Regions from separate parts of the Homo sapiens genome. Here regions 1 and 3 are each linked to region 2. A link is an interaction called in ENCODE POLR2A ChIA-PET data of the cell type or tissue named here. Cell type or tissue: OCI-LY7. All regions are shown on one strand.

Region 1 (8,000 bases), 380 kb after region 2:
ATTCTTGTGCCTCAGCCTCCTCAGCAGCTGCAACTACAGGTGCGTGCCACTACACCCATCTAATTGGTTTTTTTTTTTTTGTATTTTTAGTAGAGACAGGGTTTCACCATGTTGGCCAGGCTGGTCTCAAAATCCTGAGCTCAAGTGATCCGCCCGCCTCAGCCTCCCAAAGTGCTGGGATTACAGGTGTGAGCCACCGTGCCAGGCCAATTTTTTTTAACTTATTTTTAAGAGACAAGGTCTCACTGTCACCCAGGGTAGAGTGCAGTGGTGTGAACGCAGCTCACTGCAGCCTTGATCTCCTGGGCTCAGGTGATCCTCCCGCTCTGGCCTCCTGAGTAGCTGGGACTACGGGCATGCACCACCACACCCCACTAATTTTGTTGTTGTTGTTGTTGAGATGAGGTCTCACAAGGTTGCCCAGGCTGGTCTCAAACAAACTCTGGTCTCAAGCAATCCCCCTGCCTCAGCCTCCCAAAGTGCTGGGATTACAGGTGTGAAATACCAGAGATGGCCAAACTTTAAAATTTTAAAAGTACATTCTCCCGTTAGGTAATCAGCATCTGCTTGGCGCAGTGGCTCACAACTAAAATCCTAGCTACTTGGGAGGCTGAGATGAGAGGATTGCTTCTTGTGAGGTCAGCCTGGGTAACACAGCGAGATCCCATCTCTAAAAAAAAAAAAGATAGCCAGCATCTAACTCTACTAGTTTTTTACCTGGCCACCAGTCATTTTTTCAATAGTTCTCTACCTAAAGGTAAACCAACTTCTAACTTTTATACTGCAATATATATGATCTATTTCACAGCTTTTACAATTTTTTAAAAAATTTAATTAAAATAAATTTTTGAGACAGGTATTACTCTGTCACCCAGGCTGGAGTACAGTAGAGACCAGAACTCACTACAGCCTCCAACTCCTGGGCTCAAGGAGCCCACTTTAGCCTCTCTAGTAGCTAGGACTACAGGTGCACACCACACCTGGCTAATTTTTAAATTTTTTGTAGATATAGGGGGGTGGTCTCACTTTGTTGCCCAGGCTGCTCTCAAACTCCTGGCTTCAAGTAATCCTCCCACCTTGGCTCCCAAAGTGCTAGGATTACAGGTATGAGCCACCACACCTGGCCAACATGGTTGTTTTTGTTTTGTTTTGTTTTGTTTTGTTTTCCCCGTTTTAAAGAAAATCTCATGCATTGGTTTTCATGTTTGCCAAGTATTTCTGCTTCTTCTCCTTCTAGGCATGTGGGTAGGCTTGAACTTCCTGACCCCCTTGTGACTGGGTGAGGCTTTGGGACTAAGTCTAACTAATGAATTGAGATTGGATGTGATATATGTCACTTAGAGGCCAAAATGTGTCTTGCTAATATGAGACCCTCCATTAGTCTTCCTTCTGTTTTGGCAACTGGCAACATCCCAGATGGTGATTTCACATCAGTCTGGGTCCCAGAGGATGGTGAAGTGGAAACAAAACTCTCATCCAACCTTCGATGGACACACAGTGTGAGTGAGGAATAAACCTGCTGTTTTTAGGTCACTAGGATTTTGGACTTGCTTGTTCCTGTGGCACAACTTAGCCTATCCTGACTACTGCAGTGTGATTACAAGTTTTTCTTGGGGAGAGAATTTAAAGTGTTCATCAGATTTTTAAAGGAATCCTTGATCCAGAAAAAGGCTAGATTCACTGAACCAGAAGTATAATTTTTTTTTTAAAAAAAAAAGGGCTTTTTTTTTTTTTTTTTTGAGACAGGGTCTTGCTCTGTCACCCAGGCTGGAGTGGAGTGGTGTGATCTCGGCTCACTGCAACCTCCGCCTCTCGGGTTCAAACGAATCTCCTGCCTCAGCCTCCCAAGTAGCTGGAACTACAGGCATGCACCACCACACCCAGCTAATTTTGTATTTTTAGTGGAGATGGCATTTCACCATGTTGGCCAGGCTGGTCTCGAACTCCTGACCTCAAGTGATCCACCCACCTCAGCCTCCCAAAGTGCTGGGATTACAGGTGTGAGTCACCACACCTGGCCAACTTAGGAAAAATTTTAATCTTTTAGCTAGATTTCAAAACCAAGGAAGAAAGTTCATTTTTACATTTTTTACTTTTTTTTATGGAGTGCTTCACAAATTTGCCTGCTATCCTTGGCCGGGGCCACACTAATCTCAGTATCATTCCAATTTTAGTATAGGTGCTGCTGAAGTAAGCACAAAGAAGAAAACTTTAAAAAAAAGGAAAACCTGGCTGGGCGCGGTGGCTCAAGGCTAGAATCCCAGCACTTTGGGAGGACAAGGCGGGCGAATCACGAGGAGACCATCCTAGCTAACACAGTGAAACCTCGTCTCCACTAAAAATACAAAAAATTAGCTGGGCGTAGTGGCAGGCACCTATAGTCCCAGCCACTCGGGAGGCTGAGGCAGGAGAATGGCGTGAACCTGGGAGGCGGAGCTTGCAGTGAGCCAAGATAGCGCCACTGCACTCCAGCCTGGGCAACAGACAGAGCAAGACCCTGCCTCCAAAAAAAAAAAAAAGGAAAACCCAACAAAAGACACACCAGAGACAGAAATATGACCCTCCTTTCCCCAACAAACACACACCTACCAAGAGACTACATTCCTCAAAGACAAGTTTTGAAAATTGTGAGTTCACTGTGGGGTGCATTTGTCATGCTAAGCAAAATGGAAAACATGTTTTTAAAAACAATCACAGTCCAGTGTAGGAACTGAGTCATGTGCCCCATGACTACACTACAAACCCCAAGAGTTCACTACAAACTTGGGAAAACACCACTCTTCAACTGGCAGGAAATTCCCCATTAGGAGGCTCAAGCATACTGTAAGTGAGCTCTCCTCCCATCCTGCAGGACGGTGGGTGACTGGCTCCCCTGGCCCTTCCTTGCTCTCAGCAAGAGCTCCTGCCACTGCCACAGTGGAAAAGGCCTGAATTTGGGAAATGAAGACGTCAGAGACTCGCAACTTCTTCTGAAAGCCCAGCCAACTTTCCTACAAGCATGACTGCAGACGTGGAAGAGAAAAGGCAGATGGCCTGGGTTCAAAGCCCAGCTTAAAAACACATATTCTAGCTTTGTGACCTTGGTCATTTTGGTTTTACTTCCCTCATCTGTAAAACGGGGAGAATAAAGGTCTCTAACTTATCTGGTCACTGTGAGGACTAAATGAGTTAATATATGTAGTATACGCAGAACTATGCCTGATGTATGGTAAGTTCTTAGTGTGTTTATTGTTGTTGTTACAGGCTTAACCATAGATGGGCAGGGTTTCCTTTAAAATTTCCTTTCAATTTCCCTTTTAACCCCCAAAAAGTATTCCATAAAGAAACACAGGGCCCAGTGTGGTGGCTCATGCCTGTAATCCCAGCACTTTGGGAGGCTGAGGCAGGTGGATCACTTGAGGTCAGAATTTGGAGACCAGCCTGGCCAACATGGTGAAACCCCATCTCTACTAAAAATACAAAAATTAGCTGGGCATGCTGGCGCACACCTGTAATTCCAGCTATTTGGGAGGCTGAGGTGGGAGAATCGCTTGGACCTGGGAAGCGAGATCATGCCACTGCACTTCAGCCTGGGCGAGGGAGTGAGACGCTGTCTCAAGAAAGAAAAGGAAAAAAGAAACACAGGTTAGGAACAAGTCCAAAGTCTGCTTTTAGGTTCTGTTCTTGGCACTGGAAATTCAATCAACTCCTATTTACTGAGCTCTTGCTAACAATGGGTATCTTAAGACAAACTAAAAACAAAACAAAAAAAAACGGCAGGTAAAAAACGAAGCTTGGGCAACATGGCGAAACCTTATCTCTACAAAAAAATACAAAAATTAGATGGGCATGGTGGCACATACTCATAGTCCCAGCTACTTAAGTGGCTGAGGCAGGAGGATCCCTTGAGTCCAGGAGGTTAAGGCTGCAGTGACCAAAGATCATACCACTACACTCCAGCCTGGGTGATAGAGTGAAACCTTGTCTCACACACACAAAAAGAGGAAGGAAGGAAGGAAGGAAGGAAGGAAGGAGAAGGTGGAAGGAGGAGGGGGAAGGGGGAAAGGGAAAGGCTGGGGGAAGGGTAGGGGAGGGTGGAGGAAGGGGAGGGGAGGGTGGGGGGAAGGGTGGGAAGGTGGGGGAGGGGTGGCAGGGTGGGGGAAGGGTGGGGGTGGGGGGAAGGGTAGGGAAGGGTGGGAGGGAGGGGGGAGGAAAAGTGGGGAGGGAGGGGAGAGGAAGAGTGGAGAGGGAGGGGAGAGAGGAGGAGGGAGATGGGAGGGAGGGAAAGGAAAGAGAGAGAGAAAGAAAAAAAGAGAGAGAATAAAAAATGAAAAACGAGTTGGGCAGCACTGACAGGATTTGCTAATAGCCTGTTTTGTGTCACTTCAGGGAAATTCCACTGTCCAGAAACATACCCCTCTCCCTCCTAAAGCCCAAACCAGGGGAAACTGATGCCTGGGTGAAATTCTCCCAAATGATCTCAAGGGCAGAAATTCCCAACTTTGATCTCTCCCTGGAAAATGTAGCTTGCTGAGTGGAGAGAGCCCCAGGATGAGAACAGGGAGGAGTGGCTTTGGGGTTTGGGCCAATGCACATCCTATCCCCTCCCCGCTGGATTACCTTCTGAAGGTAAGAATTCTGTCTCTCCAGTTTCCAGCCCAGAGGAGGTCACAGCATCAACTAGGAACTTGTTACAATTGCACATTCTCAGGTTTTTAAATTCTCAGTTTTGAATCAAAAGCTCTGGGAGTAGGGCCCAGAAGTGTGTGTTTTCGGTAGCCCTTCAGGAAATTCTGATGCCTGCTAAAGTTCAAGAGCACTGGAATAAGGGTTTGCTGAATGAATAACTGATGGAATGATGAATTAAAGTACAGGTGCCGTAAAAATGCATGGAGATAATACTAACAACGATCAGGTCCTTAATAGCCTCAACTACTGCCCCTATTAAACAGGATCTGCCGTTCTCAACACATGCAGGCCCAATAACTGGTTTGGGTTATGAAACATTGAAAAGACATGTGGGAAAGGTTGCCGGCCAGAGCTCAGGTCTATGTGTGCTTGTGTGTCTGTGTAAACCGTGTGTGTGTGTAAGTATGTGTGTGAGAATTGAGAATTTTCCTCAGCACACAGGAAAATGCAGTTTAGTAGAGGTAAAGGGTGGGTAGAAATGGCATTTTTTCCCGGAGGCCTTTCCTGTAGGCAACTATAGTTAAGGAGTTGCCCTGTCTGATGAAAACTCTGCCAAAGGATTTCCTGGCTGAGGAATTTTCTTTCCAAAGGAAGGTGGGAAGGAAATCAGCCCAAAGCCCGTGACTTTCACACTTCAGGCAAAGTTGAGAGGCAGTTAGAGGGAACAGGGTTGAAAGCAACAAAAAGTGCCATTTTGATGAGAACTTCAGGTGTTTGTTCCAACATCAACCTCCCTCCCATACACACCAGGCAGAAGCCATGACCTCAATAAAGAGGGAGATCGGAGGACTTCCTGAGAAGGGCGTTTTGCTTTTATGTCTCCCATGCCTCCAGAACGTGGAAAACACATGCCAGCTCATTTAACGGGGCACCTTTTCTCTCCGTCTAGACACTGCTCTCTGCTGGGCCTCCTTTCCTAAACGCCCGTAGCTAGAGAGACACTTAGCCGTTCATGCAGCTCTTTCTCTGACTTTCTTTAAGCCCTTGGGGTGAGGCACCTGCTTTCCCAGACTACCTCCTTGCCCTCTGGGTCTCCCTGTCCCCACCACTCCACCCCCCTGCCCTGGCTTTGGTGACCCAATTCAGGTGGCTCCTGAGTCGGCTCTGCCAAAAGCCCAGGAGGCTCTGTCAATCTGAGACGGGGCCATGAGCAACTTCGTTCCTTTTCACAACTGATGCCGCCTGGCCAGGACCCAGAAAAACAAACTACAGCTCTGTGGCTTTTTGGCAGCCCAGCTTCAACTTTTGTTTTAACAAAGGGTGGGAAGGAGAATTTGAACCCTGTGGTTATCTGCATTTTAAAACATTTAAACAGAGTCTGTCTACCTGCTTGGCACTGTGTGTCCTCTAGTAAGTTTCTCAGCCCCACCCCTTCTAAAATAGCAACAATGACTGTGCCCTCCTTCACTGCTGCTTATATATCTGCAGGTCTGGTGGGGACATCTTGAGCCTTGTGCTCTCCTGCACTGGACTGCTCCTGGAATTCCTCAGAAAGGCAGATGAGCCCGTCCTCAGTCCTCAAAAGGGAAAAGCGAGGGTGAGGGAGAGGTCTTGTTTGGAGGAACCACTCCTGTTGGCTACAAATACAACTGCATTTCAGATGGACAGACCTCCCAGCCAAGAGTCTAATTTCCTTTCTGGACCAAACAATAGTCCTTCTGGCTGCTTTCTTGCCATATCACTGACACAGGGGTTGATGGGGGGGATGAGAAAGGGGAAAGGCGCAGATAGGATGGTGGGGGCAAGGTCATGGTTTGACAAACCCGAAGTCTGTTTCCAAATGGAGGCAGTGATGAGGGCTTAGAATCATCTGGGGAAACCGCCTGCAGTCTCCTTTCTCAAGAGACAATTGTAAGAACTACGGCAATGTCAGTCACCTGGGGCCTCGCTGTCCTAAGCACCACCCCCCCAACACCCTCTCATTCTTTGTCCAGCATCCTACACTGTCTCGTCTGAGTTCCAGGAAGGTCAGAGTACAAAGAGTGTCAGTTGAAGCAACCTTGGGTCACTCCCTGAAGACCCTAACACCATCACCACTGTCGTGCAACTTGAAGAAGCAAGTGGTTCTGGCTTCAGTCAAACCAGTGGCAAGACAAAGATGGTTTCCACATGGCATTTTTCTTTTTTTTTTTTTAGATGGAGCCTCGCTCTGTTGCCCAGGCTGGAGTGCAGTGGCGCAACCTCGGCTCACTGCAACCTCCGCCTCCCGGGTTCAAGTGATTCTCCTGCCTCAGCCTCCTGAGTAGCTGGGACTGCAGGCACACACCACCATGCCCAGATAATTTTTGTATTTTTAGTAGAGAGGGGGTTTCACCATGTTAGCCAGGCTGGTATTGAACTCTTGGGCTCAAGTGATCCACATGCCTTGGCCTCCCAGGGTGCTGGGATTATAAGCGTGAGCTACTGTGCCCAGCCTCCACATGGGATTTAGCTGACAGTAAAAGGTTAGGTACACTGGAGAATCCTCCAGGAACTTCCATGTGAGAACTGGGTAAGAAATAAAAGGAGCTGAGCCTCAAGACTCCCTTTCTCCAGAAGGTCCTCTATAGGCAAGGACCTAGGGAAAGACTGTTCCTTTCCGAAGGACCCTCAGAAACAGAGGCACTCCATGAGGTTCTATGGGAAATTCTGGAAGCCCCTGTGGTCCTTACAAGAAAATGGCATAGTGACCATCTAGAGTGGCCTGGCATTCATAGTAGCTTGGCTTGCAACCTCTCTCTGCAAAAACAGCAAGCCAGCCAGGTGTGGTGGCTCACGCCTCTAATCCCAGCACTTTGGGAAGCCAAGGCGGGCAGATCACGAGGTCAACAGATCGAGACCATCTTGGCCAATACGGTGAAACCCCATCTCTCCTAAAAATACAAAAATTAGTTGGGCATGGTGGTGCACACCTGTAGTACCAGCTACTCAGGAGGCTGAGGGAGGAGAATCAGTTGAACTCGGGAGGCAGAGGCTGCAATGAGCTGAGGTTGCGCCTGCACTCCAGCCTGGTGACAGAGCGAGACTCCGTCAAAAAAAAAAAGAAAGGCAAACCTGGGCTTCTGGGAGGGCCCAAGGAAGCATCTAAGTTGTTGTCAGCTGCTCAGCACACAATGGAGAGGGCAGCCAGGAGAACCTCAGGCAAGAGCTTCTGCAGCAGACCTGGCTAAGACCATATTCTCTAGTCTTCAGCTAACAAAGTCCAAAGAGCACCAGAACTCTCTTCCTCTACAAAGGAAGCACTTCTGGAACCCATAAACAGATTCCACTCACCAACACTGTCCCCAAGAGAATCCGAAAAGGGCTAATGCCCAGAGTTTCCCACTAAGCAGAGGCAGTAACTGGGACCCTGG
Region 2 (8,000 bases):
TGGGCAACTGATCGTAAAAAATTGTAAAAAACACTGTGACCTCTACAGAATCTGGACCCATAAATCTGTTTCTACATCTGGAAGGGAACTTGAGAGTCTTCCACGTTCAATGCCTTCATTTGACAGATGGGGAAAGTGAATCCCAAAATGTTTTGCATTTTTTGTCTTTTATGCAAGAAAGTCTTCCCTACCTTTGATCCGTAAGGCTGTTCATCTCTATATTCTTCTGTAAATTGTATGGTTTTGCTTTTTCACATTTAGGTTTATTGACAGTGCGTATTTTTTTCTGCTTAGTTTATCTTTATTTTTTATTTATTTATTCATTTTTGATTTTTGCACTGTCGCCTGGGCTGGAGTGCAATGGCGTGATCTCTGCTTACTGCAACTTCCACCTCCTGGGTTCAAGTGATTCGTCTGGCTCAGCCTCCCGAGTAGCTGGGATTACAGGCGCCCGCCACCATGCCTGGCTAATTTTTTTGTATTTTTAGTGGAGATGGGGGTTTCGCTATGTTGGCCAGGCTGGTCTCGAACTCCTGACCTCGTGATCCACCTGCCTCGGCCTCCCAAAGCATTGGGATTACAGGCGTGAGCCACCGCGTCCGCCCTATTTTATCTTTAATATGATCAGCTAGTATTTGTGTTACATATTCTTTTTCTACCATTATGTTTGTCATAAAATTATGCTCTATAAATTCATAAGGACAGGACATGCTTTTGTTATGCTCTGATTTTGGGTCAGAATATTGTAGAAAATGAAATTTTTGAATTCATTTTAGTGTAAATATTTTACAGATTTCTGCTCTTCTACATTATTTTGTCTCATTTGCCTTTAAAGATGAGTAGTACATGTATTTGACTATCCTTGAAAAATATTTTGCACACTTTTTATAGCAGTCATATTAGAATCTAGTTAGGCATTTGTGTATCTCTATCTAGTTTGTTTGAGAGCTGCTAAGTAAACCAGCTAGAATAATAGTGTGTAGATTGAAATAGCTCAAACATTCTGTATCAAAATTATAAGAATTTTAAGTTATTTTAATAAGCATTTAACAGTATCATGCTGTGTAAATAAGACCAAGCTGTGGCTTGGAGAGTAAACATTAAAAGTTTTTTTTTTTTTTTTTTTTTAAGATGGATTCTCACTCTGCCCCCCAGGCTGAAGTGCATTGGTGCAGTCTCAGCTCACTGCAACCTCTGCCTCCCGGGTTCAAGCAATTCTCTGCCTTAATCTCCCGAGTAGCTGGGATTACAGGCGCCCACCACTACACCTGGCTAATTTTTTATTTTATTTTATTTTTAGTAGAGATGGAGTTTCTTCATTTTGGCCAAGCTGGTCTTGAACTCCTGACCTTGTAATCTACCCGCCTCAGCCTCCCAAAGTGCTGGGATTACAGATGTGAGCCACTGCAACTGGCCTTTTTTATTTTTTTAAGGTGGAGTCTCTCTGTGTTGCCCAAGCTGGAGTGTAGAGGTGCGCTCTCAGCGTACTGCAACTTCCGCCTGCTGGGTTTAAGCGATTCTCCTGCCTCAGCCTCCCTAGTAGCTGGGATTACAGGTATGCGCCACCATGCCTAGCTAATTTTTGTATTTTTAGTAGAGACAGGTTTTGCCCTGTTGGCCAGGCTGGTCTTGAACTCCTGACCTCAGGTGATCCGCCCACCTCAGCCTCCCAGAGTGCTGGGATTATAGGCGTGAACCACCGCCCCTGGCCTAACATTAGAATCTTTCACAAATCTGGTCAGTAAATGCCTTTTTTTTTTTTTTTTTGAGACGGAGTCTTGCTCTGTCACCCAGGCTGGAGTGCAGTGGCTCCATGTCAGCTCACTGCAGCCTCCATCTCCCGGGTTCAAGCTGTTCCTCTGCCTCAGCCTCCCTAGTGCTGGGATTACAGGCATGTGCCACCACGCCTGGCTATTTTTTTGTATTTTTAGTAGAGACGGGGTTTCACTGTGTTAGCCAGGATGGTCTCGATCTCTGTACCTTGTGATCCGCCCGCCTCGGCCTCCCAAAGTGCTGGGATTACAGGCATGAGCCACCGCACCCAGCCAGTAAATGCCATTTTTTTAAGCCTTGAATTACTCGTTTACTTTTGAAGTAGGTTTGGTGAAATAAATCTTGAATTAATTCTCTCTAGGTCTGAGAGCTTCCAGGAAGAAAGGAAACAAACCTATAGCTATAGTTGTCCTTATATTTAGGATACTTTAATTGACGTGATAAATGTGTGAAATTGTTACAGCCTCTGATACGTAATGGACGCTATGAGGTTTTGACTCCAAAAGTAGAAGCCTATTACTCATTCCTGCAAACATCAAGTACTGTATTGTGCTAAGGCTTCAAGTATTCAAACATCTTGCACTCAAGCATTATAAACAGTTTATATTGACCAATTTCCATGTCTCAGCCACTGTTCTTAGCACCTTACATCCTTGTTCCAACTCTACCTGTTTTGCAATGGAAGAAACTGTAGTGCTTATAATTTGCTTAGTCGTAGAGCTAGTTGGTGTTAGAGCCAGGTTTTGAACGCAGGCAGTGTGGCTCCAGAATCCGTACTCTTAACCACAGTATAATTCTGTGACTTCAAATTATCTAACTTCTCTTTCCTGTTTACTTCTTCGTAAAATGAGGATAATAGTACCTAACATATAGGGTTGTTCTGAAAAGTCAGTGAGTTAAAATATGTACTATGCTGCTTAGAATCATACATGAAAAATAGTAAGTACTCAATAAATGTCAGCTGTTATTATGTTAGCATTATTAAGGCATCGAACTCATGCATATCTCTGAATTTTAACCAAATAGGTGGACTAAACCTTAAGTATGAATTTATATATTAAAAGGTAGAAATACTGTGGTCTGTGGTTATTTATGCCTTTCCGATTTTATCTTTTTAAATTATTTTGTAACAGGAAAAATAAGAGCTAAACCAAAGTTGAATGGTGAGCAGGAGTTCATTGGTAAGAGAATGAGTTCTTTCCTGAAATAAAGCAGTTTTTTACCTGCTTTTTTTTTTTTTTCCTTTTTTTTTTTTTTGGAGACAGGGTCTTTGTCTGTTGTCCAGGCTGGAGTGTGCAGTGGTGCGATCTTGGCTCACGCAATCTCTGCCTTCCCGGCTCAAGCAATCTTCCTACCTCAGCCTCCCGAGTAGCTGGGTCTACAGGCACCCGTCACCATGCCTGTCTAATTTTTGCATGTTTTTATAGAGATGGGGGTTTTGCCATGTTGCTTAGGCTGGTCTCGAACTCCTAGGCTCAAGGGATCCGCCTGGCTTGGCCTCCCAGAGTGGTGGGATTATAGGTGTGAGCCACTGCACCTTGCCCTATGTATTTTTTTTTTTTAAAGGAGTATTCAGGAGTCATTACTAAAGGTGCAAAGTATTATATATCGTCTGAATGTAAAAATTGTACAGCTGGTTTATACCTTTATGCTTTTGAAGACCTCAGTTAATTATGGCAACGTTTTGAAGAAATAGCTCAGTCTTTTAAAATGTTTTCCTTACATGCTCTCTTGTTCCTTTGTGTCAATAACCATGTTATTGTTGAAGGTCCGGTATTATTCAAAACATTCAGTTAGAAGCAGCCTTAATGTGTTGATGTAGAACAAATATATAGCATTCTATGTGATATGGCAGGATAGTAGCAATAGAATGTTGATGAGAACATAGCAAAATTAGTCTTTTTTGTATATTTTCAAAAGTTTAGGAACAGATGAAATAAATTTGTAGTTTCTAGTTACAATTTCAGACTACAGATAGGAGCATGTAGCTGCTTGAAGAAGAAAAACAAATTGTCAAGGCAACAGGTACTGCATTTCTCACTCGACAAGTTCTCTCTTCTCAACTTTGTTATTTTTCCTTCGGAGAACAAGGAAGCTTTTGTTCCGAGGCCTGATGTTGAAATGTTAGCAAAATATTATGTTAATCAAGCCAAGAATCTTATGTATTTGTGAACCAAGAATAAGATTTCACAAAGATTCATTTAGAGTATTAAAAGGGACTTCTGCAGTTATTCTTGCATTTTCAGGCTTACACAAAAATAGGCTTCTGAAAAGCAAAGGGCTCCATGTGTAGACGTTTAATGGTTCATTTATTTCTGTCTGTTAAGTCTACTGTGCGAGATGCTGGGGATACAGCAGCAAATAAAACACTCCTCTCCCTTATGGAGCTTATATTTTGGAGAGATTGACAGAATGCAAACTGTCAAATGTAAGGGTTATGTGCAAAAAACAAGTAAAGCAGGGTAAGAGGACAGTGAGTGATGTGTGTGGGTAAGTGTGATGTTATTAGTTGGAGTTTGTTAACTGTTGGCATCACTTTGGTGTGTGAACTATTGAGTGTTGGCCTTTGACAGGAATGTGTAGTGCAGTTTGGGACAAGTGACATAAAGAACTCTGAATGAAAATAATGAAATGAAAAATAAACAAAAAAACTTGTTTATAGGCTGGGCACGGTGGCACATTCCTGTAATTCCAGCACTTTGGGAGGCAGGTGGATCACTTGAGGTCAGGAATTCGAGACCAGCCTAACCAACACGGTGAAACCCCGTCTGTACTAAAAATACAAAATTAGCCGGGCGTGGTGGCTCATGCCTGTAATCCCAGCTACTTGGGAGGCTGACGCAGGAGAATCGCTTGAATCTGGGAGGCGGAGGTTGCATTGAGCCGAGATCGCGTCATTGCACTCCAGCCTGGGCAACAAGAGTGAAACTCTGTCTCAAAAAAACTAAAAAAAAAAAAAACCAAAAACTTATCATGAACTATTTAAAAGATGAGAGGTAATGAAACATTTAAGATAATTTAAATGCAACAGTTTCAAGGAGCCTTCTGGAAAAATAGGCATTTCTTCATCTTAAACTATTTTATTTTTTAATTTTTATAGATTTAGGGGGTACAGTTTTGGATATATAGCATAGCAGTGGTCTGGCTTTTTAGTGTAACCATCACCTGAATAGTGTACATTGTACTCATCAGGTAATTTCTCATCCCTCACCCTCCTCCCACCCCCACTTAAAGTATATATATATGTGTGTGTGTATGTGTGTATGTATATGTATATATATATATATGGCGTGAACCCAGGAGGCAGAGCTTGCAGTGAGCTGAGATGGTGCCACTGTACTCCAGCCTGGAAGACAGAGCGAAAGAGACTTCGTCTTTAAAAAAAAAAAAAAAAAAAAGCATTTGTTTAATTATTTTTGCAGTAGAAGAAAAGAAAGGAAGAATGATGCAGAGGCAATATTGAGAGGGATTTGGGGCAGGAATTTTTCAAAATTCATTAGAGTTATTAAAGAACAGTTTAAAACTAGTAATTCCAAGAAGGAGGGATAGATTGTTAAAAAAAAAAAAAAAAAGCTAATAATTTCAGGAAAGAGGGGAGGGAAGGAGTGTGTGATATATATATATATATATATATATATATATATCACACACACACATATATATATATCTCCTTTCATGTGTTTTGTGATGATAAGGAGTAAAGGTTACAAAATACTTAAAAAAGCTATAGCTTATTTCACAGTGCTATTCTTTGAGTTATAGGTGACACTGTTAACTACAAATATGAGGATTTAGTTTTTCAGCAGTACTGGTAGATGAATTAAAGTAAACTTGCATCTGACTTTCCATGTTTTTAAGGGGATGTATTTGTAAGTAAGTTGGTCTGTGGCTATGTTACAGAGAGGCCCTTAAGCACAATATAATGATAAAACCAAATGTCTAACTACTATAGGTTATTGATTTTACTTGCTTATCTGCCAAGGACTAGGGTTATCAAAGACTGAATAAAATGTGGCTATTTAGTACAATATGAGGCATACAAATGGAGGATATAGCTTTAACTTTTGTTTTTCCATAAACTAGTTTAACATGAGTAATATGCAGTGAAAGTTGTTGTATTTAGAGACCAAAATAAGTTTCAGGCTGGTGAGAAAATTTGAAGAAATTATTCAAAATTATCCTTTCCATGTAAGTTTTAGGGCAGTGTTCTTAGAATGAGAATGAATGGTTGATTATAAAACTTAAAAATGCCAAGTTTAGTTTTTTTTTTTTGAGATGGAGTCTTGCTCTGTCACCCAGGCTAGAGTACAGTGGCGGGATCTCGGCTCACTGCAAGCTCTGCCTCCTGGGTTCAAGTGATTCTCCTGCCTCACCCTCCCAAGTTGCTGGGATTATGGGTGCCTGCCACCACGCCTGGCTACTTTTTATATTTTTAGTAGACAGGGTTTCACCATGTTGGCCAGGCTGGTCTTGAACTCCTGACCTCAGATGATCCACCCGCCTCGGCTTCCCAAAGTGCTGGGATTACAGGTGTGAGCCACCCAGGTTTTGTATTTTAAATACAAAATTAAAATTTGAGTGAAGTAGAAACTACTGATTATTCATACTGCTATTATTACCCTATTATCTATGTTGACATACTTATTCCATTGAAAAATGAATATTTGATTCAAATTGCCATGTGTTAAACACTGCCTGATAGACCTGCTCTACATATTGTTAAAGTGCTCCTCACTTTATTCCAAATGAATTACTGACCTGACTTGAAACAGACATGTAAAATGACTTTTTAAAGAGCGTTTGCCAATGTATAACTCTAGCAGCGTGGCATTTTGTCTTAATGCAGAATTGTCATGAAAAGAAGTGCTGACTGCTATTTTTTCTTTTTTTTTTTTTTGAGATAGAGTCTCGCTCTGTTGCCCAGGCTGGAGTGCAGTGGCGCAGTCTCAGCTCACTTCAACCTCCGCCTCCCGGGTGGGAGAAGCAATTCTCCTGCCTCAGCTTCTCGAGTAGCTGGGACTACAGGGATACGCCACCACGCCTGGCTGATTTTTTTCCGTTTTTAGTAGAGACAGGGTTTCATCATGTTGGCCAGGCTGGTCTCGAACTCCTGACCTCAAATGATCCACCCACCTTGGCCTCCCAAAGTGCCAGGATTACAGGCGTGAGCCACCACGCCAGGCCTTTACTGCTATTTTTATACTTTTATCAGTTTGGGCGTGAAGAATATTACTGTACTACATCATAATTCTTGAACTTTTCTTAACATTATGTTAAGTAATGAGGTAATTATGGGAGGGACAAAATTTCCTTTCATTGTAGTTTAAAGATAGTGGTCTTACTATATGTGGCTATCAGCATTTTATTGGCACACCATTTTGAAGGAAAGAATATTCAGTGCAGATTGCTAACCAGGCTTACCCTACAGTTTCAGTTGCTCTTTGCTTCCTGTTTTCAGCAGTTGCCTAGAGCTGTTGGAGCAGCTGTTTTCCTTTCTTTGGGGGAGGGTGATGGTAGTGGTGAAGGGGACTGTGCATGTTTTGCCTGTGAATTATTATTTTTTTTTTTTTTGAGACAGAGTTTCGCTCTGCTGCCCAGGCTGGAGTACAGTGATGTGATCTCCTGACGTCAAGTGATCCATTCGCCTCGGCCTCCCAAAGTTCTGGGATTACAAGTGTGAGCCACTGCCACTGGCTGAAAAAGTCTTATTGTGGCATAATTGGTATACAATAAGTTGCACAGAGTATATAATAAATTTTAACATATATATATGTACCCATGAAACCATCACCATAATGAAGATATTGAACGTATCACCCCTTCTCCCCAAAAGTTTTCCTGGGCTCCTTTGTAATACCTCCTCCTCTCCGTACTTGACCTCCTTACCCCAGGGAACCACTGGTCTGTGTTCTGTCAGATTAGTGTGCATTTTCTAGGATTTTATATATACGGAATCATACACTATGTACTCTTTTTGTCTTCTTTCACTCAGTGTAGTTATTACGAATTTTTTAATGTTTTGCATGTAAATACTTTATTCCTTTATATTGCATAGTAGTATTACATTGTACAGATGTACCATAATTTTTTTTATCCATTTACTTGTGGATAACATTTGGGTTGTTTGTAGTTTCTGGCCATTACAAAGCTGCTAAGAACATTTGTGTATAAGTTTTTTTTTTTCTTTTGAGACAGGATCTCTGTCGCCCAGGCTGGAGTGCAGTGGC
Region 3 (8,000 bases), 110 kb before region 2:
TAAAATTTCTTATGATTTTAAATACCTTGACATTGATTTTGCTTCCCATCTTTGAAGTAATTGGTTAGTTTTCTTTGTTCAGCCATTTCAAGTTGGTGGTTGGGATATCTGCTCTCTGGGATGGCATCAGTTGGGCAGTCATCTTTTTGGAAGAGAAGTGTGCTTTTGAGTGGAAGATTCAAAGCCAGTCTTTGTTAAACTGCAGGGTGTACTCTCAAAGACCAAAACTATTGGCCACTTTTGTATGTTGCCAGCATATTTTGAACTTGTACCTTTTTTTATACTAGCAACACTACAAAGGAGAAGTTACTCATTTCAAAATGGATGAATTGTTATTATGTGTGAAGAGACTCTGAGTTTATGATCTGTGCCATAAAATTTCAGTGTAATAAGACTTCTTCAATACATCTTCCAATAAGGGGTGCTTCTTTGTGACAGTATTTTTATTTCTGACATTCATTTTATTTGGGTACATAGTGTGGTTGTTGATACCTTGCAATAGTATTGCTTCTGAAAGTAATAAAAAATTTTAGGAGAATTTGAGAAGTTTACAGAATTACTTATTCATTGTTTTCTTAGTAAGTCAGTTTAATGTTTATTTTTCTCATTATTTCATCACTGCAATAAAGAATAAGGGTGTTTGAGCTCACCTCCATGCAAAGACTTCAGTTTTAAAACATTATTTGCCTAAAATTAGCATTGTGATGCTTTCTGAAAGAAATATTTTATAAATCCTGTTTAACAGCAGAATTTCTGAATGTGTAGAGACTACTACAAAATTGGAAAAAGATTGGCAATTCTTTGTAAAGAATTTGTGAATTGTGTATAAATTTATTCTAACATTTAATAAAAATGTATTTTAACCTATTTGGGAATGTTAGTGTTTACTGTGGGTTAAAAAAAAAATAACCAGGCCAGGGCTGGGTGCAGTGGCTCACGCCTGTAATCCCAGCACTTTGGAAGACCGAGGCAGGTGGATCACCTGAGGTCAGGAGTTTGAGACCAGCCTGGCCAATATGGTTAAGCCTCGTCTCTACTAAAAATACAAAAATTAGCTGGGTGTGGTAGCAGGTACCTGTAATCCCAGCTACTCAGGAGGCTGAGGAAGGAGAATTGCTTGAATCTGGGAGGCAGTGAGCTGAGATTGCACCATTGCATTCCAGCCTGGGAGACAGAGCAAGACTCCATCTCACAAAAAAAAAAAAAAAAACCAGGTCAGGCACTGTGGCTCATGCCTGTAATCCCAGCACTTTGGGAGGCCAGACGGGCAGATCATTTGAGGTCAGGAGTTTGAAACCAGCCTGGCCAACGTCTCTACTAAAAATACAAAAGTAGCTGGGCATGGTGGTGTGTGCCTGTATTCCCAGCTACTTGGGAGGCTGAGGCAGGAGAATCGCTTGAGCCCAGGAGACGGAGGTTGCAGTGAGCCGAGACTGTGCCACTGCTCTCCAGCCTGGGCGACAGAGTGAGTGAGACTCCATCTCAAAAAAAATAAAAAATAAGCCAGGCGTGGTGGCTCATGCCTGTAATCCCAGCACTTTGGGAGGCCAAGGTGGGCAGATCACTTGAGCTCAGGAATTCGAGACCAGCCTAGGCAACATAGCAAGATCCCATCTCTACAGAAAAAAAAAAAAAATTACCTGGGCATGGTGGTGAATGGCTGTAGTCCCAACTACTCAGGAGGATCAATAGCCTGGGTGGTCAAGGCTACAGTGAGCTACGATCCTGCCGCTGCACTCCAGCCTAGGCAACAGAGCAAGACACTGTCTCAAAAAAAGCCTGATCTTTAGTAGCTACTTAGAATGTGCCACTTGTAACAAGTGAGTTGACCGAGAGTTGAAGAGATGTTAATGTTTAAAGATTATTGTCTTCAGAACCCAGATTTTGTTGTTTTCAACATTACAGATTTTTTTTTTTTTTTTTGAGACAGAGTCTTAAGGCTGTCACCCAGGTGGAGTGCAGTGGCGTGATCTCACCTCACTGCTACCTCTGCCTCCCAAATTCAAGCGATTCTTGTGCCTCAGCCTCCCGAGTAGCTGGGATTACAGGCCTGTGCCACCACACACGGCTAATTTTTTTTTTTTTTTTGAGACAAGTCTCGCACTGTTGCCCAGGCTGGAGTGCAGTGGTATGATCTCGGCTCACTGCAACCTCTACCTCCCGGGTTTAAGCGATTCTCCTGCCTCAGCCTCCTGAATAGCTGGGATTACAGGCCACCCGCCACCATGCCTAGCTAATTTTTGTATTTTTAGTAGAGACGGGGTTTCACCATGTTGGTCAGGCTGGTCTCAAACTGCTGACCTCGTGGACCTCGTGATCCGCCCACCTCAGCCTCCCAAAGTGCTGGGATTACAGGTGTGAGCCAACGCGCCCGGCCACATTACAAATTTTGCCATTTCAGGGAAGAGATTATCCCCACAGAGACTCAACTGTAGACTTGGGGTAAGCATTCACTTACCCCCTATTTTCCTCAATAACCATCCCATTCATTACTGTAACATGGCAAAATACTTATCTCCTTAAAAGTAGAATATCAAATGTAATTATTTGATAAACACTTCTGTGATGAGCAAGTTAAGAGTGTCACTTGTTAGACATTGTGTGGACAAGAAGATTCAAAGAGGAGTGATCTGTCTTCAAGGAACTCACAGCCTATGGGTTACAACACCTCTAAGAATCTAATAAAAAGCAGTTATTGGTAAGTACTGTGAGTCAAAAAAATTCTACCTTTTCTTTTTTTTTTTTAAACAGAGTCTTGCTCTGTCACCAGGCTGGAGTGCATTGGCAAGATCTCGGCTTACTGCAACCTCCATCCTCCGAGTTCAAGCGATTTTTCTGCCTCAACCTCCCAAGTAGCTGAGATTACAAGTGCCTGCCACCGTGCCCGCCACCGTGCCCGGCTAATTTTTTGTATTTTTAGTAGAGATGGGGTTTCACCATCTTGGCCAGACTGGTCTTGAACTCCTGACCTCATGATCCACGCACCTCGGCCTCCCAAAGTGCGAGGATTACAGGCGTGAGCCACCGCGCCCGGCCTGTAGCTGTCTTTAAATAACCAGAAGGTCAAAAAATGAGGGAAAAACCACAAGTAAAAATTAGCCAGATGCTGGGCACCATGGCTCACGCCTGTAATTCCAGCACTTCGGGAGGCAAATGTGGGAGGATCGCCTGAGCCCAGGAGTTTGAGACCAGCCTGGGCAACATGGCGAAACACCGACTCTACAAAAAATACAAAAATTAGCCAGGTATGGTGGGGCGAGCCTGTAGTCCCATCTACTCAAGAGGCTGAGGTGGGAGTATCACTTGAGCCCAGGAGATGGAGGTTGCAGTCAGCTGAGATTGCACCACTGCACATAGCCCGGGTTACAGAGGCAGATCCTGTCTCAAAAAATAAAAATAAAAATTAGCTAGTTGTGCCGGGCGAGGTGGCTCACTCCTGTAATCCCAGCACTTTGGGAGGCCAAGGTGGGCGGATCACGAGGTCAGGAGATCAAGACCATCCTGGCTAACACGGTGAAACCCCATCTCTACTAAAAATACAAAAAATTAGCCGGGCATAGTGGCAGGCGCCTGTAGTCCCAGCTACTCAGGAGGCTGAGGCAGGAGAATGGCGTGAACCAGGGAGGCGGAGCTTGCAGTGAGCGGAGATCACGCCACTGCACTCCAGCCTGGGCGACAGAGCAAGACTCCGTTTAAAAAAAAAAAAAATTAGCTAGTCGTGGTTGTGTGCTCCTCTGATCCCAGCTACTTGGGAGGCTGAAGCAAGGAGATTGCTTGAGCCCAGGAGGTCAAGGCTGCAGTGAGCTACAATCATGCCACTGCACTGCACACTCCAGCCTGGGTGACAAAGTGAGACTCTGTCTCCTTAAAAAAAAAAAAAAAAAAAAAAACGCCCAGTCTTTTGTTGTTGTTGTTGTTGTTGTTGGTCTCGAACTCCTGACCCTCATGATCCGCCTGCCTCAGCCTCCCAAAGTGCTGGGATTACAGGCATGAGCCACCACACCCAGCTTTTTTTTTTTTTTTTTTTTTTTTTTTGAGATAAGGTCTCCCTCTGTTTCCCAGGCTGGAGTGCCGTGGCATGATCTCAGCTCACTGCAGGCTCCATCTTCCCCGCTCAAGGAATCCTCCCCCACCTCAGCCTCCTGAGTAACTGGGACTACAGGTGCCTGCCACCATGCCTGGCTAATTTTTGTATTTTTAGTGGAGTTGGGGTTTCTGTCCACCTCAGCATCCCAAAGTGCTGGGGTTACAGTCATGAGCCACCATGTCAGGCTCAAATGCCCAGTCTTGATTCACTCTGATTCCCCCACTTACCTGTTCTCACTTTATCTCTGCTGAAGGTGCACAAGGCCCGGATACATGTGTTAGTCTTATTGTCACCACCAGCACCATGCATTTAGTTTAGCTGAGATGAAGGTTTTTTATTTTATTAATTTTTTTTTGACACAGAGTCTCACTCTGTCTCCCAAGCTGGAGTGCAGTGGCTCGATCTCAGCTCACTGCAACCTCTGCCGCCTAGGTTCAAGCAATTCTCCTGCCTCAGCCTCCTAAAGTGCTGAAATTACAGGCATGAGCCACTGCGCCTGGTTGAAAGTTTTTTCAAAAGGAGTTTTTACTAGGAACAGAAACAGAAACAAAACTAGATACCCAAATCTGCACAAAAGTTTGCAATAGAGCATATGAAGTACAGATTCTAGAGCCTAACTTCAATGGCTAAAGAAAGATTTGTTTGATTGGGACAATTTGCAGGTCCTTTTGTTTTTGCCTAATCCCTATCTGAGGTAATATTAAGCAAAGATGCCCAGAGGAATAGTTCATGGTAGTTTTATTTTTTTTTTTAATTTTTTTTTTTTTTTTTGAAACAGAGTCTCATTCTGTCACCCAGGCTAAAGTGCAGTGGCACAATCTCAGCCGGCTGCAGCCTCTGCCTCCCAGGTTCAAGGAATTCTCCTGCCTCAGCCTCCCGAGTAGCTGGGACTACAGGCACTCACCACCACACCCGGCTAATTTTTGTATTTTTAGTAGAAACGGGGTTTCACTATGTTGGCCAGGCTGCTCTCAAACTCCTGACCTCAGGTGATCTGCCCTCCTTGGCCTCCCAAAATGCTGGGATTACAGGCATGAGCCACTGTGCCTGGCCATTCGTGGTAGTTTTAATTTGGCAGAATGAGTGCTTAGCAGTTTTCTCGTTTCTCCTTTAATGCCATCCCGTTTTCTCTGTAATATAGATCTCAGCCATTCCCGCTGACCTTGGGCGTCACTCTCCTTCCTCTGCACTGCCTTTCTCTGCTGCTTCAGTCAGATGCATTCTTACCTAGTTTCAACAGTTCTTCCTTTGGACTCCAAGCTAACACCGACCTGGACATACTCTATCCCCTCTCCTACAGAGACTTGGTTTAGGATTCCTGAAAGTAACACCTTGGACCCATGTATTTGTCCAATTCAGCTTGTCCAAAGTGTGTACCCTATTATCCACTCTTAGATAAGTGTTCTTATAATTTCACCAGGAGATATTTACTCATCAGATGTATTTGTAACTCACTGTTAAAATTTTTATTCTGTTTTTTCTTTTCTTTAAAACTCGCAGCTGGGTGCAGTGGCTCATGCCTGTAATCCCAGCACTTTGGGTGGCCGAGGTGGGCGGATCACAAGGTCAGGAGTTTGAGACCAGCCTGGCCAATATGACAAAACCCCATCTCTACTAAAAATACAAAAGTTAGCCGGGCGTGGTGGCGTGTGCCTGTAATCCCAGCTACTCAGGAGGCTGAGGCAGGAGAATTGCTTGAACCCGGGAGGCGGAGGTTTCAGTGAGCTGAGATTGCACCACTGCACTCCAGCCTGGGTGACAGAGTGAGACTGTGTCTCAAAAAAGAACCTCTAGTCATTGCAACCACTATGCTGTATTTTGTTATCTTGGAAACCTCTGATAATAGAGAAGATTCAAGCACATGCTGATTCTGAATGTTCATCTTTGTTTTCTTTAGTAGACCATGTCTTAAGAGGAAGTCCTATTTTTTATCCTTTTTCATTATGTTGTTGTGTATATGAGTTTGATTATTGGCTTCTCTTCACAACTGGACTAGTGAAATCTAAATTTTATTACCTGTAGAGATTAATAGTCCTCTCACAAATGAAATGACATATTGATCTCCCGAAAGCCTGCCAAGTAGTTACTTACACAGAATGGGTATTATGGCTTGATCGATACTGCATTTTGATTTGGTGCTGATGGTGTCTGTGGTTTTACAGGGCTTCTTATTATGACACCATTTTCATTGAAATGAGAAACAATTTTTTCTTCTGAGGTTTCTCAGGAAACATTTTCCCTGAGAGAAAAGCTAGTTGAATAATATTTTAAATTAGAAGATGAAGAAAAGGCTGCCAGGAACATTTTTTTTCCCTGAACAGAAATAAAGGCAGGGAGCTGGGCACGGTTCTTTGTGCCTGTAATCCCAGCTACTCGGGAGGATCACTTGACCCCAGGAGTTCAAGACTGCAGTGAGCTATAATTATAACACTGCACTCCAGCCTGGGCGGCAGAATGAGACTCTGTCTCTTAAAAAATAAGTAAAATAAAATAAAATAAAATAAGACATAAAGGCAGTATTGCATAGTCGTTAAGGACACAAATCATAGAGCCAGACTACAGAGCTTAAAATCCCCGCTGTAGGCCAGGTGTGGTGGCTCACGCCTGTAATCCCAGCACTTTGGGAGGCCAAGGCAGGCAGATCACCTGAGGTCAGGAGTTTGAGACCAGCCTGACCAACATAGCGAAACCCCATCTCTACTAAAAATATAAAAATTAGCCGGGCATGGTGGCAAGCACCTGTAGTCTCAGCTACCTGGGAGGCTGAAGCAGGAGAATCACTTGAACCCAGGAAGCAGAGGTTGCGGTGAGCCAAGATCATGCCACTGCACTCCAGTCTGACTCTGTCTCAAAAACAAACAAAAACAAAAAAACAAACAACAAAAACAAAAAACAAAAACATAAAATCCCAGCTTTGCTGCTTGCAAACTCTGTGATCTTGGACATATTATTTAACTTTTGTAAACTTTAGTTTTTCTTCTCTGTAAAAGGGAACAATGGTACCTAACTCAAGGGGTTGTCATGAGAATCAAGTGAATATATAAAGCACTGAGAACAGTACCTGGCACAATCTATTATCAAGTTCAAATATGGTCCTTACATACTCACTTCTCAGATTACTTTGCTGAGTTAGTTCCTTTCTGATGAATAAGAGGGTCCATTAATATTACAAGATTGCTGTTGAGCCATCTATTTTTTCCTTTCTTCTTACATATTTATCATCTTACCTGCTTCTATCAATAACCAGGAAAGAGATGGGGATACAGCTTGGCGATCAACATCTCAGGAGCAGAAGTTGGACCTGCATTCTGCTTTCACCCTAATTCCAATCTTAGCTCTTCTGCTTCTGCTTTATGACCAGATTATTCCATGGACAGACAGTTTCAGTTGTCAGAAAGAGTTCCTGTTGTTGAGCTAAAGTCTTAGTTTAAGATAAAGTATTGTTTAGCCCTAAAGAATATCAGGAATTTTAAATGTCGTGTATGAATTCTTATCCCAGGAAACCATGGAAGATTGAAATTACACCTCTCACTTATTCATACATGTAGCATAGCAAATGAACCTGTGAGTTAAATTTGTTTTAATAAGCACTTCTAAGAAAATATGCTATTTTTGCCATGTGCAATAATCAGCAATTGACTAAAAGCTGCCACTCGTTAGTATTCCAAAACTCTAGTCCTTATACAAATGATCTTGGTTACACTCTACTGAGCATTCTATAACCCTTAGGAGTGTATGATAGAACTAGAATGAAATGTCTCAGACCCAGAACAGAGACCATTTGCCTCATTATGGGAGAGAATAGCCATGTGGTGATCCACAGTGATTAATCAATGAGGAAGCAAGCCTAGAGACCCCTCTAACTTCAATCTTCAGTTTTCTTTGTAGCTTGAGCTTCCTCTGTTTTGTTTCA

What was found. Peaks named below come from ENCODE experiments on the same cell type or tissue, not always from the same donor. Only the 100,000 strongest peaks of a DNase experiment are listed, where the experiment ranks them.
Region 1: POLR2A ChIA-PET joins it to region 2 with 6 read pairs; 3 of 35 experiments call an interaction of 5 or more read pairs at or near these places.
Region 3: POLR2A ChIA-PET joins it to region 2 with 5 read pairs; 9 of 35 experiments call an interaction of 5 or more read pairs at or near these places.

Annotation. Positions count from the first base shown.
Region 1 is chr10:102,798,127-102,806,126 of GRCh38, reverse strand. All of the region lies in intron 2 of WBP1L (WW domain binding protein 1 like), which reads right to left. It also overlaps the pseudogene RNU6-1231P. Among named protein-coding and RNA genes, the nearest start is that of CYP17A1-AS1, 31 kb to the left of the region's middle. In OCI-LY7, no CTCF peak of the experiment used is centred here; no DNase peak of the experiment used is centred here.
Region 2 is chr10:103,180,680-103,188,679 of GRCh38, reverse strand. NT5C2 (5'-nucleotidase, cytosolic II) reads left to right here. Exons shown (of 19, transcript NM_001351169.2): 2 at 7,352-7,495. Among named protein-coding and RNA genes, the nearest start is that of NT5C2, 8.6 kb to the left of the region's middle. RefSeq lists enhancers at 1,271-1,770, 1,771-2,272. In OCI-LY7, no CTCF peak of the experiment used is centred here; DNase peaks (open chromatin) are centred at 6,669 and 7,239; H3K4me3 peaks cover 5,498 bases; H3K27ac peaks cover 6,805 bases.
Region 3 is chr10:103,295,663-103,303,662 of GRCh38, reverse strand. PCGF6 (polycomb group ring finger 6) reads left to right here. Exons shown (of 10, transcript NM_001011663.2): 10 at 1-867. Among named protein-coding and RNA genes, the nearest start is that of INA, 23 kb to the right of the region's middle. In OCI-LY7, no CTCF peak of the experiment used is centred here; no DNase peak of the experiment used is centred here.